2 separate regions of the Homo sapiens genome follow, and region 1 is linked to region 2. The links are chromatin loops, found by intact Hi-C in ENCODE. Cell type or tissue: ovary. All regions are shown on one strand.

The links. Hi-C counts contacts between places; a loop is a spot of excess contacts. Peaks named below come from ENCODE experiments on the same cell type or tissue, not always from the same donor. Only the 100,000 strongest peaks of a DNase experiment are listed, where the experiment ranks them.
Region 1: it touches region 2 in a loop (2.0-fold over the local background); 1 of 110 quality-filtered maps calls a loop at or near these places.

What each region holds. Positions count from the first base shown.
Region 1 is chr2:239,892,025-239,897,024 of GRCh38, forward strand. It overlaps a transcript of NDUFA10 not described here. Among named protein-coding and RNA genes, the nearest start is that of MIR4786, 49 kb to the right of the region's middle. RefSeq lists enhancers at 3,869-4,369, 4,370-4,870. In ovary, no CTCF peak of the experiment used is centred here; no DNase peak of the experiment used is centred here.
Region 2 is chr2:239,197,085-239,202,084 of GRCh38, forward strand. The region is part of intron 3 of HDAC4 (histone deacetylase 4); the gene reads right to left. It overlaps HDAC4-AS2 (HDAC4 antisense RNA 2), which reads left to right. Exons shown (of 2, transcript NR_198956.1): 2 at 1-656. Among named protein-coding and RNA genes, the nearest start is that of HDAC4-AS2, 5.9 kb to the left of the region's middle. RefSeq lists an enhancer at 4,242-4,808. In ovary, no CTCF peak of the experiment used is centred here; DNase peaks (open chromatin) are centred at 2,157, 2,547 and 4,597; H3K4me3 peaks cover 763 bases; H3K27ac peaks cover 4,062 bases.

The DNA.
Region 1 (5,000 bases), 690 kb after region 2:
AGTCCTTCCTGTGTGCTCCAGCACTAAGCATCAATGCCTTCCGAACAAGGCTGGACCGGTTCAGACACCAGCAGGACCTAGTGGCCCAGGATGGATGTCAGATGGTCAGGTGAGTGAAAGGATAAGCAGGGAGAATTTCTAGATGGTCTCTAGAAATTCTGCTAAAATTGCTGTGGCTCAGATACGTGACAGCATGGCTGTAGTCCCGTCATCGATTTTTCTCTCTGTAAATTCTTCGAATGTCTGGATTCCTTCACAGGATGATGCTTCCCCAGTGCCCAGGGTGCATGGCCTGAGTCATCCCTGCTAAGTTCTGCTAACGACCACCTTTCTCTAACAGTACCTGAAATCAACATTTTATAGAGTGCTGGGTTTGTGAGTAAGTTGGTAGCTAGAAGGAAGAAAACAATTCTTATGTTTTTGTTTTTAAAACATACCCAAGTCGCCTGAAGCTTTAATGCTGTAAGATGACGTATGGGTGAGGACTTTTGGTTGCACATAACCGAATGATCTGGAATCATTTAACAGAAAAGTGAATTTACAGGGATTCTGGGACAGCCTTACGTACCAGGGCTGGGACGCAGACCAGGAACGGATGGAAGCAGGGAAGGGAGAATGCTGCTCTCGGTTTCAGGCCACGTCCTCGCTCTGTATCGCCTTCATCCGCTTCACCCACAGCCCACCTATGCCACACAGTGGACATGTCCTTAGTTCCACCACCCAAGCAAAACATGACTTCTCTTTCTCAGCTTTGTTTCCAATGCCATGGTGGAGACCATGGTTCTGGCAGAAACCAGCTGGCACAGTTGAGTCAGGTTTATCCCAGGAGGAATTGGTAAAGAGACTATCTACAAATGTGTAGGCAGGGGGGCAAGGAAACCACAGGGGACAGCATCATTTCTGGAGGCCAGCAACGGTGAGGCTGTTAGCCCCCCTCACCTAAAGGAACGAGGGCAGAGAGCCTGGCCCTGAACGCCTACGTGGAGAGGCTGCCTTGGGGAGCCGGGACCCTCACTGGGGGTTGTAGCCAGCAACAGGAAACTAGTTGGGATGAAGCCAGGAGTAAGTACCCTGCCCTGGCAGTACTCTCTGCCCCTCTGATCCCCTGCTGAGATTCCCCACCAGGCAAACCCAAAAGGAAGCCAGGGCAGGGGGTGGGCTGATGCGGCTCAATCAGGCCAGCTGCAGCACAGGGTACACGGCAGAGAACACAGTAGAGAACTGGATCATGATCGCACAGAGGACCGGAAGTATGTGCACAGAAGGGCTCTGATTGGCCCAGCGTGGACCATGTGCCCACCTCTGAGCCAATCAGAGAGCCTGGGGGAGGAGTCTGTGCCAATACGGCAGCCCTGCCATGAATGTGGCTGTTGGGATGTGTCTTAGTCCATCTGTGTTGCTGTAACAAAATACTACAGACTAGATAGATTATAGAAAAAGAATAGAACATTATTTTTCAAAGCTCTGGAGGTAGGAAGTCCAAGATCAGGGTAGGTCTGGTGTCTGGTGAGGGCTGATCTCCGCAGCCCTATGGCTGCATCCTCCAGAGCGGAGAACTGCTGTGTCTCCACGTGGCAGAAGAGATGGAAGGGGTGGAAGTGCCCTGCTCAAGCCCTTCCATAAGGCACTAATCCATTCATGAGGACCTGATCACCTCCTAAAGGCCCCACTTCTTAACACTGCTGCATTGGGGGTTAAGTTTCAACACGAATTTTGAGGGGACACACATCATTCAAACCACGCAGTGGGAGTGGGAAGCACGGCAGGGAAGGTGCCTAGATAAAGTCAGGTGGTCCTGAGCTCCACCATCCCAGCCTCACTCCTTCTCCCTGCCTCCCGTCCTCAGTTCTATCCTAGCCTCATTCCCTCTCCCTGCCTCCCATCCTCAACTCCATCATCCCAATCTCATTCCTCCCTGCCTCCCGTCCTCAGCTCCATCCCAGCCTCATTCCTTCTCCCTGCCTCCCGTCCTCAGTTCTATCCTAGCCTCATTCCCTCTCCCTGCCTCCCATCCTCAACTCCATCATCCCAATCTCATTCCTCCCTGCCTTCCGTCCTCAGCTCCATCCCAGCCTCATTCCTTCTCCCTGCTTCCCATCCTAAGCTCCATCATCCCAGCCTCACTCCTCCTGCCTCCTGTCCTCAGCTCCATCCCAGCCTCACTCCTTCTCCCTGCCTGTCCTCAGCTCCATCCCAGCCTCACTCCTTCTCCCTGCCTCCCATCCTCAGCTCCATCATCCCAATCTCATTCCTCCCTGCCTCCCGTCCTCAGCTCCATCCCAGCCTCATTCCTTCTCTCTGCCTCCTGTCCTCAGCTGCATCATTCCAGCCTCATTCCTTCTCCCTGCCTCCCGTCCTCAGCTCCATCATCCCAGCCTCATTCCTTCTCCCTGCCTCCCGTCCTCTGCTTCCACCTCCTCCCCAGGATGAGAGCCTTGCAAGTTTCCTGCCACCTCCTCTGGATCTCCCTCTCATCAGTCCCCAACACCGGATCTGTCAGTAAGATCTGTCTCTTCTGCCTCCTCCACAGCTCTCCAGCCTGGGTCCTCTTGTTGTCCCAGTGGGCCATTTCAGGACTTGGCTCCTCTTGTTCTCTGCCTTGTTGCTCTGTCAACAGTCCCCACGCCAGCTTCTACTGCCAATGCCCCCTCCTGCATTCCTCCGTCTCTGTGGCTGTCCCTTCTGACCTTCTCTATGGATCCCCTTTTCTCCCTCACCAACATTCTCTCCTTGACCCTCGCCTCTTCTCTCACCATGGCTGTCTTTTGATAATGTCATATCTTTTTATGGCTGAAATATATGAGCCACCAACTCCCAAATCAGGAGCCCTCTTCCATGATGAATATGGCTACAGGCACGATCCTGAGGTACCTCAAATTTAGCAGGTCCCAAGTGGAACACGAAGTCTCTTCCCACAACCCTGACCCCTTCTTCAGGAAGCAGCTCAGGTAAAGACACCCCATCCACCCAGTCGCCCAAACCAGAAACCCAGAACCCAGTTTCCCAGTCTCTCCTTCACCCCCACATCTATCTTAGCCGGGCACTGGCTTTCAGTGCCCTGTAGAGAAGAATCTTGCCTTCACCCTCTCTTCCTTATCCCCACCATCCATCACTGACCCAGTCCACGTCACATCCTCCCTCTCCAGGATGCCTGCCAGGCCTCTGCCCCAACTCACTTACCTATTCCCAGGCACTTAGGAGTCTTCTCCACACACAGACCATTCTGAGAACAGGGAGCCCAGTGGAGAACTGAGTAGGCTGACCCATCTGTGCTCCTGGTCTGCTGGGACCTAGAGACGAAGAGGACAGTGACCACAGAGCATATGAGTGAGGAGGGGAGCCCGAGCTCTGTGCAGGTGTAGGTGGGGCTTTACTCCACACTCATAGGTTCTGAAGCCAGGGCAGCAACTTCAAAAGTGATAGGTTAGGGGAGAAACTATAAAATGAAAACACACAGTCCCTTGTTCACAAAACAGGGAAAACTGCTCTTAACAGTGTTAAAAAACAAAACTTTTCCTTTTCCTCTGTTCTCTCTAATAATTTACCATTGTTATTTGCTACTTAAGGTCATCCTAAGTAAAGAAAATTTCAATTTTTATGTTTTAGCTGAATGTTACTGTTCATTTTATATTGTGCAATGTCAGTTTTAAATACAAATATAAAAGCATTAGATCCCCATGCAGAAACACAGAGATTACACGATTCCTATTTTGTAGCTCACATATGTATGTATATTTAATTTTTACCTTAACAGTGGAAGTGCTGTGCAAAACTAAACCAAGGGTTTTGATTTCACTTCTCGATACTGGCCGTGCTACTGCCTTCTTGACACTGCCTGCAGCTTACTGGTGAAAATGGAAGAACTGAAAGAAGGAACTGTGGCTTTTCCCGTCTTCTTTCCGTCCATGCATTGTTTTCAGTGTAAGTGCTTGGCTAATACACGAAAGTAGAATAAGTAAGAAAAAGTACAATAGGGTCTTTGGTTGTTGGTGTTATTCACAAGGCCACTGCCTTCTTTCTACATTTGAAGTGGACTCATGTGGAAGGTGTGGCTTTCCCACAGACTCAGTGGCAAACACACACAGTGACCTGTTCCTGGCCTCGAGTCCTGCTGGTCTCCCGTGCATCCTAGGGTCACTGGAATTCTGTGCTCACTGTGTCACCAATGCCGCGTGTGAATGGAGAGGCAAGGAATGGCAGACGTGCATATCATGCAAATCTCCTGTGCTCCTGCCCCTGCTGTGCAGTGCTTCCAAAACACAAGTTCAAAGGCAAAGGTATCAAGATTCAGGGCAGACCTGGCCGAGCATTAAGCCCAGCACAGAGCCCTTCTTAAGTGCAAGGCCCCATGAGATTGCACGCCTGTGAAGCTGGCAGTACCCTCGTCTTAACTGCAATTGACAGGAAATTCAAGGGTAGAGGAGCATGTTAAACACCACCACAAGGACACAGCAAATCCAGGGTTGGGGGCACTGCAGCCAATGACCCAGACACTGCAACCAGCCAGTGGGGCCACGGAAGGGAGGAAAGAGGCTGAAACAGGTTCCATCATCGGAAATGCCAACTTGTTTGGCTCCTAATTCAAACAAACCAACTGTAAAAACACATTTCTGGATAATTAGGGAAACTTGGATATGAACTTGTATTTGATGCTATAGAGGTAAAGGAAGTCTTCTTAGTTTAGAGTGAAGGATAGTCATATGTGTCGTGGTTACGTGGGGAAAATGCCCGATCCGTGAAAGATGCAGACCAAGTCATCTGCAAGTCAAACAACAAGATGTTTGGGATTTGATGTATTTTAGAAAAAAACAGCAGGGGAATAGTTGGCACAAGATTGGCAAAATATTGAAAATGTTTGAATCTCAGAGGTTCATCATTTTATTCTACTTTTTAAAAAGTTTTTTAAATGTTCTATAACAGAAAGAAGGAAAATAACATATGTATGTGTGTATGTGTGTGTACTTATTATGTATTCCTTAAACAAATCTTTTCTTTTAGTT
Region 2 (5,000 bases):
TTGGTTTATTTTCTCACTCTGCAGAACTCAGGCTCCAGCTGTGTCTTAAAAAGGGAGGCATGAGAGTAAGTTCTGCACATCTGAAAACGTGTCGATTCTCCCCTTCACGCGTCCTGACTTTGGCTGGGTATAGAATTCCAGCTTGAAGACCATCCTTCGCCTTCGGGATTCTGAAGGCGCAACTCTGTTGTCTTCCTCTCCCAGTACTGTCAGGAAAATGGGCGCCACGTGATGCTGCACCTTGAGTGTGACTCGATGTCTCTCTCCGGGTATCTATAAGGTCTTCTCCAGGCCCCCAGCGTTCCGAAATTTCGAAGCCGTGTGGTTTGGTGAAGACCTTTCACACCCACTGCTGGGCGCCTGGCTGGTCCTTTGGAGACGGCAGCTCCCGTGCTCCCATCGTAGGGGGCTCCCTGAAGCACTTCATCAAGGGTTCCCCTTTCCCATTCTCTCCTTCTGGAACTTCTACCCCTTGAGTAGGAGATCTCCCAGAACAATACTGGGTCTTTTCCATCCTCCCTGTTTTCCTTGTCTTTGTCTTACACGCTTCTTCATGTGTGATTTCCTTAAATGTATATTCTAACCTTTTAAATGAGGTTTCATGATTTTTGCTATTTTGTTTCTAACTGACAAATAAAACAGCCATTTTCAGAGGACAATGGACCCTGGATATTCTTTTTTTAAAATGTCATCCTGTTCATATTTCCTAGATAAAATATCTTGTCTAGTCTCTGAAGATAGTAATGATAGCTCACTAAAAGTTTGTGTGTGTGTGTGTGTGTGTGTGTGTGTGTGTGTGCTGAGTGTCACCCAGGCTGGACTGCAGTGGTGCGATCTTGGCTCAATACAACCTCCACCTCCCGGATTCAAATGATTCTCATGCCTTGCCTCCCGAGTAGCTGGGATTACAGGTGTGCACCACCATGCCCAGCTAATTTCTCTCCCTTCCTCCCTTCCTTCCATGTTGGCCAGGCTGGTCTCAAACTCCTGACCTCAGGTGATCCTCTCGCTGTGGCCTCCCAAAGTGCTGGGATTACAGGCCTGAGCCACCAAGCCTGGTGACAAGTTTTCTTTTCCCTGTGGAGTCTCTGTTTGCTCTCCACCGTCCCTGCAAAAGCCTCCCCTCAGGTGCCTGGTTGCCCCTGGTTATGTGTTGCCGAGTGTGAGTGGAGGCACGAAAACCACCTGCCAACTGTGGGCACAGTCTGGTTCTCAATGCCAGGCTTCATGGAGGGTGACTGGAGGTGGCATCATCAGGAACCCCCTGGCTCAGTGCCCAGAGAACCTTCCCCTAGGGCTGGCCTACTGTCCACGAGAGGCGCCTCTCCATCCTGGGACTAGAGGGTGAGAGCTGGGCCTTCAGTGTACCAAGGGAGGGACCCCCTACTCAGTGTTTGCTGTGGACACAGTGACTAGCCCCCCGTTCTTGCTGCAGTACCCACATCCTCAGCTTGCTCCTGTCCCCATGCAGAGGCGCTCAGGATCATAGTCGCTGGAGAGCACCCCTTTGTGGCAGCGCAGCTTCCATCTGGTGAGTTCTCAGTGCTCCTCGTGGTTGGCTGAGATCTGTTTTTTGGGTCTGCTGAATCGCTGTGACTCTGTCACCTGCTGTCAGTTGCCAGGCTCTCATTCGTGTCGCCCCTCTTCTGTTCTCCCCATCTTTGTGAGCTTATGACCTTTCTCTGGAATATATATTTTTATCTTTCATGAGAAATTCCAAAAATACACAAAAGCATGAAGAATAGTGTAATCAAGCCGATCTCAGGTCCTCTGCTCATCCACCACTTCCCCACCTTCTAGATGACAGGGAAGCAGGCCCCAGTCGTCACTGCGAAGACTTCCAAATCAAATGCCATCAACACACGCAAATAAATGGACAAGTCTGTAATATTATGAAGTAGCCAGAAAGTGTCCCCATAGTTTCATAAACACTTTTAAATATTTTGTTCAAATCACGATCCAAATACATTGTAATTAGCTGATGTATCTTTTAAGACCCCTTCCCCTGACCTCCTGCTTCCTGCCCCCCACCACCCCCACCCCGATAATTTATTAGCTGAAGACATCGGGTCATCTGCACTTTGCTGATTACACCCTGGTGCTGACGAGCAAGGCTCTGTCCCCCGTTCTTCTGAAAGCTGGGTGCTCACCGAGAGGCCTGGTCAGAGGCAGCTTAGACTTCCCAGCAAGGCCTAAGGCGAACCCCTGCTCTCTGGGTGGCTTTTTTGTGTTGCGAAGGCTCAAAATGATCACTGACTAGATTCTCTCATCAGGGTTAAAAACAGAGCTCTTCGAGTCCCATCAGCCCCTCTCCATGTGTTAGCAGGACCATTTCTATAACGGGAAGGAATCCAAGATCAACTATCTTGTTACTCTCACAAACAGCGCTTATGAGAAAGGCAGTGTCATGCTTGATTCTCTTCCTCGGTTTGCCCATGTCTGAAAATCCTGAGTGGGTCTCGTGGCAGCCTCCAAACTCGAGCAGTGAGGAGGGTGTGTTTTCCGGTCACTGTTTACGAATGCTCACAGTCCTGTCCTTGACGAGCAGGAGCCCCGTGGTTGGATCGGGCGGCCCTCCAGACCCTGTGAGTGCTCTCTGAGAGCAGCGCCCTGTTCTGCTACCAGATGCTTTGGGGTCTTCCTGTACATTTCTTTTTTTTTTTTTTTGAGATGGAGTCTCGCTCTGTCACCCAGGCTGGAGTGCAGTGGCACGATCTTGGCTCACTGCAAGCTCCGCCTCCCGGGCTCACGCCATTCTCCTGCCTCAGCCTTCCGAGTAGCTGGGACTACTACAGACGCCAGCCACCACACCCGGCTAATTTTTTTGATTTTTTCAGTAGAGGCGGGGTTTCACCGTGTTGGCCAGGATGGTCTCGATCTCCTGACCTCATGATCCATCTGCCTCGGCCTCCCAAAGTGCTGGGATTACAGGCGTGAGCCACCGCGCCCAGCCCTCTTCCTGTACATTTCTTGACCCCTGTGTGGGTCCCTTTCTTGGGAAATAGTCTTAGAGACCACAGTCTGGAGACTGGGGTAAGCGCTGTTATTGGGTTGGGACTTACGAACTATCGATCTTTACTGGCGTTTTTGTGAATTTCCTGAGGGACGGACATGCGTGTTTGACCTGCCATCCCTCCTCAGAGCTATGGAGAGCACCTCGCGCTGAAGCTGACATTCAAACGCCTGAACGGTCATAACTGAGACCCATTCCAAACGCTGACTTACATGTGATGTCATTTTCCCCCAGTGTTCTTAACTGAATTGCAACTGTTGTATTTACCATGGTGGGGAGGGGCACGCACGCAAAGTAGAGACGAGGTAGAGAAAGTAGAAGTATTCTTTAAGGTAAAGATATAAAAATATTCTGTAGATAACATGTAACTTAAGTGGCCCTACCTTGGAGCTTCGTATGTAGGTGAGTTTTTATATGCCACTTCTGTTTCTCTCATTTAGATGGATATATGCAATGCCAAAGACAAAAGCTTATGTTAACAATCACTGTAAGTTAAATTATGCTTGAAAAATAAGAATAAAAAATATTATGGTGCAAGAAGAAGGTGCTTTGTATTGCTTTCCATTGAAATCAAAATGTAAAGAAATAAATGCAAAGAGAAGATACAGTGGTATTTATGGATGTGCACAGGGGAGGCTTTCTCTGTGTGGGGCTGGGCGGGAGAGAGACGCGTCACAGGCAGATTGCATTCGACGCCGTGCTCGGAGTGGCGTTCTCGGTGCAGAGTTCTAGCATGAAGGCAGCTGCAGCACATGGCCAGGCCTGGATGGCACTGCGCTTTAGCCTTCTAGAAAAGAAGGGAGGTGGAGCTCTTCAGGCTCCCTGAGAACTGCAGCAGAGGAGACTGCTCGCTCGAGCAGGAGGTGGGAGAGGGCCCACACAGGAAACTTCCCCTGCCTCCTTGTCCTCTTCACTACCGGGGAATCACAGGGCCTGGGGTGAACTCTGGCCCACGGCCTTTAGTGCTGATGTATTAATTCATTTAAGGGACACCCCGCTTGACAGGTGTGGGAAACTGATGTACAGACAGTTTTAAGTGACTTGCCCAGGGCCACACACTAGTGCACAGCAAACCAGAACCCTGGCATCCTAACCTGGCTGAACAGTGAGAGGAGGCTGGTCTTGCTGGAAACATCAGGGGCTGAAGGAGTGTTATGGGGAGCTCACAGGTCACCCAGGGGGGTGCCTCAGGCTGGGTGTGGTCAGCAACACAGGGATTTGGGAGCAATGAGAGGGCCTGGGTCCTAACCTGCCGTAGAGACCCAAGCATCCCTGAGGCCTCAGAACTTCTGCTCCGGAGTCGATGGTCTTCCAAAGCCAGCACTGGGGGCCTGCCCGACCCCTCGGCCTGCTCTGTGTGGCTTGGGCTTTGGTTTCATTCCTGACCAAAGGCCAGGCCCCCCTGTAATTACTATTTGCTGAGAGCCTACAGCCCACAGCTCTCCGTGAATAAAGTCACTTTTTCCTAAAAAGCTCCTGGGGCTGTGGCAGCAACCTAGATCTGCTCCCACAAAGCTGCTCAAGGCCGAGACAACAGCCCCAGAGGCACAGCCAGGCCCCACCTCCCTTCTCAACAGCACCAGAAAAACAGGTGACGAGAGGGGAAGCCCGGCCAAGCCCAGCCTGCTGAGCACAGAGATGGAAACGACACATTCCTGAAACAGTATTTTCACTGCTAAAAATAAAAAGCTACAATTAATACCAGGTGTGCATTTTACTCCACTGTCTTTTTGTTTTTGTTTTTATGTAAATCGGCTTTCACTTGCACCAAACTCAAAGCACCTTCCAAATCTACGTTTTCAAACTGCTTTCTTACTGGCAGAAAAAAAGTCTAAGTAGATGCATGCATAATAAGGTATGAACTCAGCCCAAATCTGTGCCACTGAGAAGGGTGGTCCCTGCAGTTGGCAGGATCTTTCCCCAGCCTCCACCCCCCTGCAGGCATCTCCAGCATCCCAGGGCTTCTCCGGGTCTGCTGGACCCGAGA